Regions from separate parts of the Homo sapiens genome. Here region 1 is linked to region 2. Evidence: read pairs that join two places in POLR2A ChIA-PET (ENCODE). Cell type or tissue: MCF 10A. All regions are shown on one strand. Links, peaks and the distances in the headings refer to the core of each region. The heading gives the core; the rest is flanking DNA.

Region 1 (7,308 bases), core at 1,562-6,561, 70 kb after region 2:
ATGCTACCTCATCCCCAAGCAACTACTGACCTGCTTTTTGTAGTAACTTATCTATTACTGTACATAAGTTTACATTTTTTAGAATTTGATATGAATGGAATCATGTAGTACATAGCTATTATTATTAATCATATACTACATAGTTTTTTGGGGGGCATAGGGGCAGGGGATTCTGTCTTGACACAATATATTTGAGTTTCATCCTTATTCTTTTGTATATCAATAGTTTATTCCTTCTTATTGCTGAATAGTATTCCATTGTATGGATATACTGCAGTTTGTTTATTCATTCACCTCTTGGTAGACATTTGAGTTGTTCCTGGGTTTGGCTATTGTGTTCCATTTACCTGTTTTTCTGTTTTGACACCAGTAACATACTATCTTGATTGTCATGTTTTATAATAAATCTTAAAGTCAGTAAGTGTAAGTCTTCCAACTTTACTTTTCTTTTTCAAAGTTGTTTTGACTATTTTAGATCCTTTTCACTCCTTATGGATTTTAAAGTTAGATCAGCCTTTCAATTTCTAATCCCCAAAGCTATGCTAGGATAATTACTGGGATTGCATTGAATCTATATATCGATTTGGGGATAATTGACATCTTTTTTTTTTTTTTTTTTTTTTTTTTGAGGTAGGGTTTCGCTAATGTCACCCATGCTGGAATGCAGTGGTGCAATCTTGGCTCACTGCAACCTCCACCTCCTGGGTTCAAGCAATTCTCCTGCCTCAGCCTCCCAAGTAGCTGGGATTACAGGCTTGTGCCACTACACCCGGCTAATTTTGTATTTTTAGTAGAGCTCAGGTTTCACCATGTTGGCCAGGTTGGTCTCAAACTCCTGACCTCAGGTGACTCACCCGCCTCAGCCTCCCAAAGTACTGGGATTATAGGCATGAGCCACCACGCCCAGCCAAAATTGACATCTTAACAATATTGCATTTCCCAATCCATGAACATGTAATATCTTCATTTTTTTTAAGTATTTAACTCCACCCCTCAGTGTTTTGCAGCCTTCAGTGTGCAGATTTTATACATCTTTTGTCAAATAGATCAGTAATTATTTCATATTTTAATGATATTATTTTAAATTTCAATTTCTGATTGTTCATTTTTAGTGTGTAGAAGTAAAATTTATTTTTGTACATTGATCTTATATTTTGGAATGTAAATAAACTCAATTAGTTCCAGTAGCTCTTTATCAATTTCATAGCTTTTTCTATATACACAGCTACGCTTTCTGTGAAGAAAGACAGCTTTTTAAAAATTCCTTTCAAACCTGTATTCCTGATTGCCTTTTCTTGCCTTATTGCACTGACTAAAACCTTCAGTACAATGTTGAATAGAGGTGGTGAATAAGCTTTGGGAGGTTTGAAAAGTCTTTATTTTGTCTTTGCTTTTGGAAGATATTTTTATATTTTATATTTTGGAAGATATTTTTCTTGGTTAATAGTTTTTGGGGTTTTTTTTCCTTTTAGTTCTCTGAAGCTGTTGCTCCGTTGTCTTTCAGCTTGTGTTCTTTCCAAGAGAAATCTTTTCTCATCTTTGTCTTTGTTCTTCTCTATGTAATGTGCCCCTTTTTTTTCTGAATAGTGTTTTAAGATTTTCTCTACCACTGGCTATAAGCAATTTGATTATGATGTGCCTTGGTGTAATTTTCTTCTTGTTTCTTGTGCTTGGGGTTTGTGGAGATTTTTTGATATACAGGTTTATAATTTTCAAAGAGTTTGAAAAAGTTTTTTTCTCATTTCTTCAATTATTTTTTCTGTCTCTTCCTTCTCTCTGAGACTTTCAGTTACATAGATATTCTGCTACTTGAAGTTGTCCTCCAGTTCACTGATGCTTTTTTCTGTTTTTCTTTTTATTTCAGTTTTTTCTGTCTATGCTTTATTTTGGAGAATTTCTACTGCCCTACCTTTCAAGTTCAATAATCTTTTCTTCTGCAGTGTCTAATCTGCCACTCGACCCATTCAATTAATATTCATCTCACAAATTGTAGCCTTCATCTCTAGAAGTTTAATTTGGGCTCTTTTTATGTCTTCCATGTCTCTAAATTAACATATTCAGTCTTTCCTCTAGCTTCCTGAAAAATTAGAATACAGTAATATAACTATGTTAATGTTCTTGTGTGGTAATTCTATTATCTATGTCATTTCTGGATCTGTTTCTATTGATATATTACTTTTTCTCCTCATTTGCGTCATTTTTTCCTTCTTCTTGACCTGCCTGGTGATTTTTCATTGCATGCCAGTTATTGTGAATTTTACATTGTTGACAGGTGGATTTTTTTAATTTCTAAAAAATATCTGAGCTTTGCTATAGAGTGAGGTTAAATTTATTGGAAACTATTTGATCATTTTAGGTCTTGCTTTTGAAATTTGTGAGGTAGGACCAGAACAGCATTACTCTAGGAGTAGTTTTTCTCCAGTACTAAGGAAACACTGTTTTTGGTACTCTAACTAATGCCTTATTAATTGTGAGGTTTTTCCAGTCTGGCTGGTATTAAAAAAAAAAAAAGGCTCTATTATTCCCAGTCCTGTGTGAGCACAAGGCACTGTTCTCTCAATCCTTCTAGATCATTCTTTTCCTAGTGTTGGGTTGGGTTACTACCTTACACACATATACAAAAATATTAATAATATTGCCTTTAAACTTTTTATTTCTTTTGTTAAATATCAAGGATTCCCATGTTCATTAACAAAGTATATGTTGAGCTTGAAGGATGTTTCTTCTGGCCCACACTGGTTAGTTTCTTGAATATTTACCCTAAAAAATGTATATAGATAATTATTTGTCATACCTGTGTGTTGCAAATGATTATCTGCAAACAGAGATCTAGCCTGAGTACCTGGTTGCCTTGACATGGTCTTTAAGTATTATAGCATCCTTGGGTCTCCCATGGCAGTGGGCGAGGATACATTGAATTTTCCTCACCCAGCTGCTTCTGTTGAAAAATTCCCTTCTCAGGGCTTTTAGTCTCTACTTATAAAGTCTGTAGTCTCTTTCCATGTAAAATCTAAGAAACCAGTTCCCAATTAAATTGCACTTCTGTAAATATACAGTTAGTTACCAGTGATTGCCTCTCCTATTGTATTTGTTTTGTTTTAAATGTTATTACTCTGTTTAAAAGTAGATAAATTCTTTGCTGAGCACAAAAGGTTGCATTGAAAATGCAAGCATTTTAAATTAGAAGTTCATTCAAAAATGCAAGTGATAGCAATTTTATGTAGGTCTTCAAATCCATAGATGCTATGTTTACTTTTTTATTGTTAATTTTTAAGAATTAGAATTTATGGTTACAAATCACATAGAGCCCAAGCACAAAAAGAATGGCCAATTAAAAAAATTGTTTTCAATCTTCCAAGACATCTGAATAAAACTATTTTTTAAAAGGAGATTGAAATGAACATTATGCAACATATGGCATTCATTATACCCTGTGAGTCAGCAGATCAACTCTCTGATGAGTTGGAGGAGGTCATTTGAATTCAAAAATGGAGCATGAAGCTACAGGAAGGGCTTTGGAGGCAGAAAGACTGGGGATAATGCCAGCTCTGCTACTTTCTAGCTGAGTGACTTGGGGCAAGTCATTTAGCACATCAGAAACTACATTTTACCTTCTTCAAAAAGGTATTATACCCCCTACCTCATAGTGTTGATATGAAGCTTAAATGTTAGAATTATTACAGACATGTTAAATGCTCAGTAAATGATCATAAACCCTCGGTGCCTTACCTTCTTTAAATGTGTGAAGTTAGTTCCCAAGTGAAAAGCTTCCACTCAAGTTAAAAAAAAAAATCCTCCCTAAAATTATAAATTTGTGAATACCAAGTAAATAAATGGTAATCATCATAGGGAGTTTTGGCTGTGACATTTTGGATAATTTATATTAAGAAGACTTCACAGGGCAAGTTTGGATCATCGTGATTTCATTTTAACCTATTCTCTTTGAGGACAGTTCAGTGTAAGTTACTGATGTTCTTTTACGTCCTTACTAAAAATAAAATGTATGCTTTTTTTTTTTTTAACTTAGGGGGAGTTTGTTGCTTGTCTCCTGTCCCTATTACGACAAATGACAGATAGACATTATCAACAGCTTCTTGATAGTTTTAATACAAAGGAAGAACTAAGGGTAAGTGACATTTTAAAATGTTTTCTTTAACATATCTTTTGGGTTTATCTTGTTTTTATTCATCACTGTTGAGATAAATCCTAGACAATTGCTTTACCTGTTTCCATTAAGTTCTAAGCTGTTTTTCTCAGCCTCATCCACAGATCTGCTCATCTATATTGGCTTTTAAAGATTTCTATTACTCAAGCAAAGCTATTAACTCTCATTTCAGAGAAGGATATAGGATGTGAAGTACCTGTCATCAAAGTTCAATAAACTAGAAGCAGAATAACAGAACTGAAGAGATAAAAACAAATAGATTAACTACGTGAACCTAGAAACATTGCCTTAATAGAAGATAAAAGAGAATATGTAAATATGTTCACTCATTTCATCTCACTAAAACCATAATGAGAAGTTCTGGCTACAACTTTTTGACTAGGGATACAGAGTTGTATTTGATATTCTCTATCAGCTATAGTCTAATCAATATGCTGTGCTACTCTGACAAGCTGACATTAAATAGGAAATAAGGATGCCAGGTTTATAAAAATCCAGTATTTGCTGAGATTCACAGAACTGTAATGCATCCTTCATGGTTTCACTAAATGCTTGATTATTCTTAGTTGGAGGAATGATATGATCTGTCATCTTCCTTATTTACTTTTATTTCTCTTCCATCTCTTCAGTTTTCTGGACAAATTTCATATGGAAACCATCATATTAGAATTGTTGCTTTTAAGCTGGGTGGTGGAGAATTATAGGACCAAAAGTACAGTTCTGCTATGACATTTGCTTGATTGGAAGCCTTCCCAGTGCCTTAGGGGAAGAAATTGTTGATTTTTTAATATAGATAGTACATAGGGGTCACTTATCTTTGACTTTAACTGGAAAATATTGTATGATCTCAGAAAAATCTTCCTGTTGTTACCTTAGAGAACTTGAAAAGCTGAGTCATATAAAACAAAGAATCATTTTTGGCAGATTTAATCCCTCAGCAGTCAGTCATTTGGCATATGGCATCATGTTTTTCATTCTTACATTGAATCTTTTTTCTTTTTTTTTTTGAGGCAGGGTTTTACTGTTACTCAGGCTGGAGTGCAGTAGTACAATCATGGCTCACTGCATCCTGAAACTCCTAGGCTCAGACAATCCTCCTGCCTCTGCTTCCCAAGTAGCTGTGACTACAGGCACATGCTACCACACTTAGCTAATTTTTAAAATTTTTTTGTAGAGGCAGGGTCTCACTATGTTGCCCAGGCTGGTCTCAAACTCCTGGCCTAAAGAAATCCTCCCATCTCAGCCTCCTAAAGTACTCAGATTACAGGCATGAGCCACCATGCCTGGCCTTACATTCAATCTTGAATTTAGAATTAAAAATGGATAAAAGGCCTTAGGACTTACCCACTCTGAGTACAAAAACCCATAATGTCAAAAGGAAGAGAACTGTGCATTTATTAACTTTCGTTAGAAGCTGTATTCTTAACACAGTTAAAGAATCATTAGGTTTTACTTAAGAAGTCTATGACTTCATATTTGAAAATTTCCCATAGGAAAAGCGTACATATTTTTATGGAGCCTGGGAATTAAAAAATAGCAGAGAAGCATAAACTGAAAGACATGACTAATTATCCAGGTGTTGAGTTTTATGCTTTGGTATTCATGTTAGCAGTAATAAAACAAATGGAAATAATGAATAAAATGTTTTATGTGGACTTTTCTCATTTCAGTCAGCCAATACACCTCTTCCAAGGACAATTATATTACCCTCTTTAAAATTACTGAGGCTGGCGGGGCGCCGTGGCTCAGGCCTGTAATCCCAGCACTTTGGGAGGCCGAGGTGGGTGGATCACCTGAGATCAAGGCCAGCTTGGCCAACATAGCAAAATCCCATCTCTACTAAAAATACAAAAATTAGCTGGGCATGGTGGCTCGTGCCTGTAGTCCCAGCTATTTGGGAGGCTGAGGTGGGAGAATCGCTTGAACCCAGGAGGCAGAGGTGGCAGTGAGCTGAGATCACACCACTGCACTCCAGCCTGGGCAACAGAGTGAGACTCCGTCTGAAAAAAAAAATAGCAAGGCCTTCTGACTAGGAGAATTATTTAATAATATTAATTACTTCATCTGCCATTCAGGAAGTGGATATTGAGCAACTCAAGCATGGCAAGCACTGTGCACCACGCACTAGGGATGTAACCAGGCACAAGATACCCTGTTCCTGTAGGGGAGTAATCAGGCAAATAATGGGCATGAGCACCCTGAGTGGTGAATGTTCAGGGTAAGCACGCGATGCTATGGAGCGTGTGGGAGGTGCTGCCAACCCAGACTCAAGGCAACAGGAAAACTTCCCAGGGGAGGTCTCAGCTGAGAACTGAGGTTAGTAGGAGTGTGCTAGATATATATTTGGCTGGAACATTCAGACCTCTCTATTAAAATATCACCTGAATGCCCCGACTGACACAGCACACTCTCTACCCCACCTTTATAATACTTATTGGAATCTGGAATATTTTTGTTTATTTGTTTATGTGTATTTCCCAGTTTATGTATATATCCCACTGGGCCATAAGCTCCTTGATATCTGAAGCTTTGTCTGGCTCACTGCTGTATCCTTAGATTCCAGACCATTCCTAGCACATAGCAGGCATTCAAGAAATAGTTGTTGATCATTTGATAGAATATAGAGTTTAAGGCTGTATGAATGAGTGTAGACTTTGTTTTGAGGACATTTTGAAGCTTGTGATTGTTTTAAGAAGGGAGAGATAAGATCTCATTTGAGGGAAGAAAGACCTGTCTGGTTGCACTATTGAAAATGCATTTGGCCAGACACGGTACCTCATGCCTGTAATTTGGGAGCACTTTGGGAGGCCAAGGCAGGAGGATCACTTGAGCCCAGGAGTTAGAGACCAGCCTGGGCAATATGGCAAGACCCTGTCGCTATAAAAAGTTTGTAAAAACTAGCTGGGTATGGTGGCACACATCTATAGTCCCAGCTACTCAAGAGGGTCAGATGGGAGTATCGCTTCAGCCAGGGAGGTGGAGGCTGCAGTGAGCTGTGATTGCACCACTCCTCTCCAACCTGGGCAACAGAGGGAGACCCTGTCTCTAAAAAAAAAAAAGAAAAAGGAAAGAAAAGAAAGAAAGGGGATTCACTGAAGTCAAGATGAGAGGCAGAACCCTGTAAAAGATTTTAGGTAGTAACC
Region 2 (7,308 bases), core at 1,067-6,066:
CACTTTGGGAGACCAAGGATGGTGGATTGCTTGACCTCAGTTGTTCAAGACCAGCCTGGACAAATGGCAAAACCCTGTCTTTACAAAAAATACAAAAATTAGCCAGGCATGGTGGCGTGCGCCTGCAGTCCCAGCTACTCAGGAGGCTGAGGTAGTAGAATTGCTTGAGCCCAGCAGGTTGAGGCTGCAGTGAGTGGAGATCATGCCATTACACTCCAGCCTAGGAGACAGTAAGACTCTGTATCAAAATATACATTGATATATATAATGTATCTATATATATCCTAAACCTAACCAAAGCTTACCACCCTCCAGCTCTAGTCACTGGACCCCCACACCGCTTAGCTTAGACCTGAACCCTGATGTGCGAGGAGATGGTGGTCTTTAACCAATGAATGCCACAGTGACTGAAGAGAGAGTGAAGCCGAGATTCTAATGTGTCACCCTGAAGTTTTATCCCAGACCTAGATCAGACAGAGGGAGGGACTGGTACCTCTCAAATTATGAAGCTTACGGTCCCCACTGCCCCAAGAGTATAGGAGTTCCCCCAACGGGCTGCCAGATCTCCATGCATTGTCTCAGAGTGGGATGGCAACAGGGAACCACAGTTTATCCATGCTCTTGCCTCTGAGCAAAACTGTCTGGAGAGCCCATTGTGGGTGTTGCATCATGTGCCCTTGCTTGCTTAATTGTCATAAGCAAAACATAAAAAGCTACCTCCCAAAAGAGTTCAGTATCTCATAGTACTCTTTTAAAAACAAAGCAAAACAAAAATGAGAATGATAGATAGAAAATAGAGAAAACCTGATGGGTTTTACTCAAGTGTATCTTGTGTGAGAATTGGAGATATAATATTAGTTAACTTTTCAGCCTATCCGTACATTTGCCCTGTCTGTGCTCTGTTTCAGTCTCCAGTTACCTGTGAGTCCTGCTCCCATTCCTTCCTCCTCCTTGAAGGTCTCATGAAGTGACAGAAGCTTGGATATGGAAGTCACATTGTATTAGTTTCCTATAGGTGCTATAACAAGGTGGCTTCAAACAACATACATTTACCGTGTTACAGTTCTGGAGGTCAGAGGATGAGCTAGTCTCACTGAACTAAAATCAAGGTGTGATCAGGGCTGCATTTCTTCTGATGCTTCCAGGGGAGAATATACTTCCTTGCCTTTTCCAGCTTGTGGAAGCTGCCTGCACTCCTTGGCTCATGACCCAAGTCATTCCGGCCTCTGTGTTCCTCATCATATCCCCTTCTCTAATTCTGACCCTTCCCCCTCCCTTTTTCAAGGACCCTGTGATTATATTGGACCCACCCTGATAATCCAAGAAAATCTCCCTATCTCAAGATCATTAATTTAATCACATCTGCAAGGTAACATACTCATAGGTTCCAGGGATTGGAACCTAGGCATCTTTGGGGAGGGGATCTTAATCTGCCTTTCACACACATGAGGGGCCACCCAGCCCACCCATGTGTCTAGTGCATGCATTCCTCTTCATGGTTCCTAGTGGTGGTTTTCTGGCTCATACTTGAATATTTGTATTGACCAAGAACACATCATCACATTTTCTCTCAAAATGACTTATGTTGGACCAATTTCCCTTTCTGCTTGGAACTTCAACATTTTAAAATTCAGTTAATTCTATTGTCTACCTCTTCCTTCTTGTGATGGGTTCTGAGTCCTTTCTTCATATTGTTTATGGTCTGGATGACACCATTTGTGTCTGTCTCTGTGTTGTAAAGATAGTCCCTAGAACTGTAATCAGTATTTCAAAACTGGTCTGAGAAATGCAAAGCAACACAGGACTACTACCTTCCTTGCTCAAGTCACTTCTCCTGACAAAGGCTGAATTGCAGTAGCTTATTTGATGGCCATTCTTACTGCATGGAATTACAGGTTTTCATAGGTAATGTGGGGTCACTGATAATACCTAGGGCACTATTCTTAATCCCTACACTTTAATTTCCTCATCTGCAAAATGGAAATGATAGTGCCTTTTTTATAAAGTTGATATGATAATTTAATGAGATGTTCTACTTCTAGCATTTTGCAAAGTACCCAGCACATAGTAGGTACTCAATAAAGTGTACTGCTGCTGCTGTTGCTACTAGGACTGTTACTACTGCCATCATCATTAACAACATCATCAACAGTAATCTAAGTTCACCTAAGTCATTTACACATTTTCTTTTTTAAAAAAACTAAAGGACAGGAAATTTTATTTGGTTCCATAACTCTTAACAAATATCCAGCTTGTGTGTGTGTGTATACGCAATACACGTGCACACACACACACACACACACACACACATACATGCATATATATAAAAAATAGATAAAGCCGCTGGGACAGTGTACAGTGGTTTACATGCTATGGTGATCATGCGCTGTATCCTTTATCCAAGACATTCATAAGACAGAAACAAGGATTACAGTTTTCAACTACTGACGGAAACTCTTACCCATCTAGGTCAAGCTGTTAATGGATCCATTTGACTGCAGTCACTGAACTCTTGAGTTTGTTCCCAATTTTGTGACCTTATCTTTATCTTGTCTACAGTAGTATTTTGAAAGGCCTTCATATGTGTAAAGGCTCCCTAGCCAGCAGGCCTGCTAAAGAGGAAGAAAGTGTGGTGCACATCAAATTTTTAGAGTAATAAACTTGAGAGGTATGAGGTGTTAATAAACATTGTCAGGGAAATAGCTTTTCACACGGGTGCTATGACTCCATTTCATACTGACTTGATGGTTTCTCTCTTAATTACCCAAGATGCTTTCTGAACACCATTTGGACTCATGAGTTTTCTCCAGAGTCAACCTCAAGTGTATTGATTTAATTAGCACTTGTTTCAACTTGATCCTTCTGCATATTTTGGCAAAACTTGGCACCTTGCAAAATTGGAACATAAGCAAGCTGTAAAATTCCTGGGGAGAGGCACATGGAGAATGTCGTCCAGGAGAAGTGTTCTTCTTGTCATGTATTCTCTTTTCAAAGAAATCTGGTTTTAGTCTAAAAGATTTGCAAAAGATAATGGGGTTACAGGGATAGTGACAGTTAAAGAATGGAAAATTAAAGCATACGTATGAGGGGTTTGATTTTGTGAACGTGTTAATTTCCGGAGGTTCTTTTGTAAGGCATAGAAACAGCATAATATAACAAAGTAGTGTTGTCTCTCCTACCACCTCTCATTTACCCACCTTTACCCTATTCTCATGTTAATAACAAAAACCTGAGACCCAGAGGTTTCTAATACCCTGTATAGACTGATGTCACACACCATAGCAGTAGCACAGACTAGAACCTGTATCTCCTTATTCTGATTGTCCTGTGAACCTAATGCCTTTAGTGTATTTGAATTCAGAATCTCTTTTGTAAAGAAGAGATAGGAGAATTCAGCTGTGTTATGAGCTAAACAGGCCTTGGGGACTGGCCTGAGAAGCTAATGCCCTTTGGAACCTTACTCCTTTGTCGAACACTGTAGCCTACTCAGGGTGCTCATCTTCTCATGAGGCCTTCTCTTATTACCCTGTTGAAAATTTTAACTCTCCCTCCATCCCCATTCAATACTCTGTATCCTCCTTCTCACTTTTATCCACAGTGCCTATTATCGCTCAGCATACTATATATTTTACTTATTTATGTATTTATTAAGGACTTACACCTGCTAGAATCAAGACTCTGGGGAAAGAATTTTTGCTGTATTCACTACTGAATCTTCCTGGCTTGGAATAATAGTATCTAGCATACAGGAGATGCTCAAGAAACATTCGTTGAATAAATACAGGTACATAGAAAAAGAATTTTGTGATGCTGGCAGTACATCCCTCATTTTCCCTCCTTTGGGCCTAGCCTACGGACAGAGGGAAACAGGTTACCTTGCAAACCTCCCTTATCACCTCTTGCCTTTGCTGGAGTCTGAGAGGCCACGTCCTTCCAGCAGATAACAGTGGAAAGCACCTTCCCAAGAAACACTTAGTCTTTATTTTGCAGGACAGTTAATCCCTGTGTGGTTTGGACAAGCTAATTACTCATTATAAGAAATTCCTAAGGTAACAACCCCTGTAGCTATACTTCCCATTAGTCAGTGTAGGTTTTATAGGCTATTTGTAGCAGAGCTACTTATTATGTGTCACTTACTCCAAGAAGCAAAAGAATTCTGCTGTTTTTAGCCAATATATTTTGCTCTAAAGTATCTTGATTTGAGTGTTGTTTTTTTTACCTGCCACATCTGTTCGTGGAAACATTATTGTCAAGAATTTCCTCCCAAACCTCTTGTTAAACTAGCATGTGCAGACCATTGTGTGTACCAGACCTATTTTTTGTTTGTTGAAGTCAGTTGATTTGCTGTTGATTCTATAATGGAATTGTTAAATAAATAACATCAAATGTGGGAGTAAAAAATATATGTAGTAATCAAGTGAAATAGAAAGTCTAATAAACATAAAATGTACTGGGCCATTCTCTAAAAATTAGTAATGGAAATAGTTAAAACAGAAAACTTTCAAAGCACACAAATATAATTTTTAAAGTGTTGAAATATGTTGCTTTTCTCCTGGACTTTAAGTTCATTGCCTTCCCAAGTTGGTTTGTATGAGCTGTATAAGAGTACTAGAAATTCATAAGCCAGAGACCTCTGTATTGTTTCCACTAATGTATGTTTTATAGACTCTTTGTAAAGGGTGACTAAGATGTAATTCTTTTTAGAACTTACCCAGTTTTTCTGTTTTATGGCCCACCTGTATCCTTGTCAGCCTAGGTCATTTGTAAATGATGCCATCATAAAAAGTTGGTCTTTATGGAGGAAGATGATCTGGCACACTGATATTCTCCCATGGTCCATGGTATTGAGGAACTAGGATACTTCCTTGTGCACACTTTGACGAAGAAGTTTTATAAAACTCCCAATTGTAGACATAGTTATATGGTTATTTTTCTTTCTAGTGATTTTCTTTCTTATGGGGAAATTTTTTATTAGAAAACAGAGTATTCAAGGTCAGGAGATCGAGACCACCCTGGCTAACAGGGTGAAACCCCATCTCTGCTAAAAATACAAAAGATTAGCCAGGCGTGGTGGCACGCACCTGTAGTCCCAGCTACTCGGGAGGCTGAGGCAGGAGAATGGTGGGAACCTGGGAGGCGGAGCTTGCAGTGAGCCAAGATCCCACCTCTGCACTCCAGCCTGGGCGACAGAGCGAGACCTCCCTTTTTTTTCTCAAAAAAAAAAGAAAAGAAAAAAGAAAACAGTATTACTTTTGATTTTTTCAAGTGTTTGAAATATGTGTTAAGTAAAAATAAATTCGACCTTGCCATCTCACCATTTACCTTTAAAAACTTTCTAGTTGTGCTTTGTTGACTTATTTCTCACTTCTCTATGCATTTATTATTTCCCGCTAGTTTAATTTTTATAAAAGAAGTAAAAGCATGCTGTTAGCACATTTGCCTAAGTTTGCTAGTTGGCATCAAATTTATCTTTTTTTATCTTGCAATAATAAGAAAGGGTTGAGATTTTTAAAAACTCAAGTTTTATAAATCACCAGTAGAGAAAAAATCGACAGTATATATGTACATAGAATGTGTCTATTTGAATATAGGGCCTTTCTCAATTGTTTTATAGCTTGATGATATGAAATATTAAGCCGAGTTTGTCTGTATGACGGAATTATTCTACATCTGTGTTCATAAAATGCTAATCTGGATTCTTCCAGCAGTGAGATCATTTTGTCCATGAATTTTGGAAAAGATTTAAGTTGTAATTGTACCCTTTACAGTCCTATTATTTTACTACATTTAGGTATTTCTCCTACCCTAAATTGCTATGACTATAAAGTAATAAGACTGGTTTCTCTGAGCCACCCCTGCTAGGCTGTCATTTTATAATCACACCTCATAAATAAAATGAGGGAAATATTGAAAAATGGTGAGACTTGACAATACCTTCCTACTTGGTCCCAGTATTCACCTCCTAGATGTAGAATTACAGTGTTTCTAATTCAGACTAGCAGAGGCTGGCTGTTATTCTTCTCAGATGTTGGCAGTAAGGGTGAGGACACTTTTATAAAAATGCAAATATATTTGTACTTTTATATGTATGTATAGCAGTATATTGTATAAACTAAAGTTTTTCTTGATAGAGCACTTTATTACATTTCCTCATATATATATAACATGGTTTTAATTTTCCTTTCCTTATAGGTGAAATGAGGAATGATTTATATATCACTATTGAAAGGGGAGAATTTGAGAAAGGAGGGAAGAGCGTGGCCAGAAATGTGGAAGTTACGATGTTCATTGTAGACAGTAGTGGCCAAACCCTGAAGGTATGTTAATACTTGATATTTCCAGGTCAAACAAGTCTGTATAATTGCTTTCACTTAATCTTTAATGTGATCAGTTATTTTCTGATTTACGATCAGTTAATTTCTGATTTGCGTTATTTTCTATCTTATTTTTCTCCTTCACCCCTGTGTAGTTTTCTTTCTTTTGTTTTTTAATTCACTAAAATTCCTTTCAGAAAAGAGAGCAGAAAAACGCAGTCTTCATGCTGAAGACAAGCCAGGAAAAAAAAACAACAACTTTTACAGTTTGCTTAATTCATTGTGTCAATAATTTTCTTACAGCAGCTATTACTTAAAAGCAGCTTTTTTTTTTTTTTTTTTTTTTTGAGACAGAATCTTATTCTGTCACCAGACTGGAGTGCAGTAGTATGATCTCCACTCATTGCAACCTCCCTCTTCCAGGTTCAAGCAATTCTCGTACCCCAGCCCTTCAAGTAACTGGGATTACAGGCGTGCGTAACCATGCCCAGCTAATTTTTGTATTTTTAGTAGAGACAGGGTTTCACCGTGTTGGCCAGGCTGGTCTCGAACTCCTGGCCTCAAGTGATCCTCCTGCCTTGGCTTCCCAAAGTGCTGAGATAAATGCAGCATATTTTTAAAGCCATTTCATTATTTAATTCTATATATTTTCTTTCTGACCAAAATAGGCATGAAGACTAGGGTACTACTTACTAATTGGGGTGAGAATAGCAGGTGTTTTTATGGAAGAAGTATTTTTCATGAGCCCCTTCTTCATAGAGACATACAGTTGCCCATTTAAATAAGAAGGTTGGCCCTGGGGCGTAGTGAGTCACCTACTGAGGCACAAAACAGGCTTTTGACTATGGCAGGTTGGGAACTTTACCATGTAGTTGAACTCCAAGTGGGCCATGCAATCGTCCATCTCCCACGTGTCACCCGGGTCTACCCTTGGCACAGTAAATCCTTGGAGACCAGCATCAGAATTAAATAGATACACCCCGCTAAGCAGCAG

The links. ChIA-PET counts read pairs that join two places held together with the same protein. Peaks named below come from ENCODE experiments on the same cell type or tissue, not always from the same donor. Only the 100,000 strongest peaks of a DNase experiment are listed, where the experiment ranks them.
Region 1: POLR2A ChIA-PET joins it to region 2 with 6 read pairs; 2 of 35 experiments call an interaction of 5 or more read pairs at or near these places.

Annotation. Positions count from the first base shown.
Region 1 is chr7:111,831,406-111,838,713 of GRCh38, reverse strand. DOCK4 (dedicator of cytokinesis 4) reads left to right here. Exons shown (of 53, transcript NM_001363540.2): 26 at 4,028-4,126. Among named protein-coding and RNA genes, the nearest start is that of DOCK4-AS1, 27 kb to the right of the region's middle. In MCF 10A, for the core only: no CTCF peak of the experiment used is centred there; a DNase peak (open chromatin) is centred at 3,483.
Region 2 is chr7:111,900,686-111,907,993 of GRCh38, reverse strand. DOCK4 (dedicator of cytokinesis 4) reads left to right here. Exons shown (of 53, transcript NM_001363540.2): 14 at 6,193-6,317. Among named protein-coding and RNA genes, the nearest start is that of DOCK4-AS1, 96 kb to the right of the region's middle. In MCF 10A, for the core only: no CTCF peak of the experiment used is centred there; a DNase peak (open chromatin) is centred at 3,993.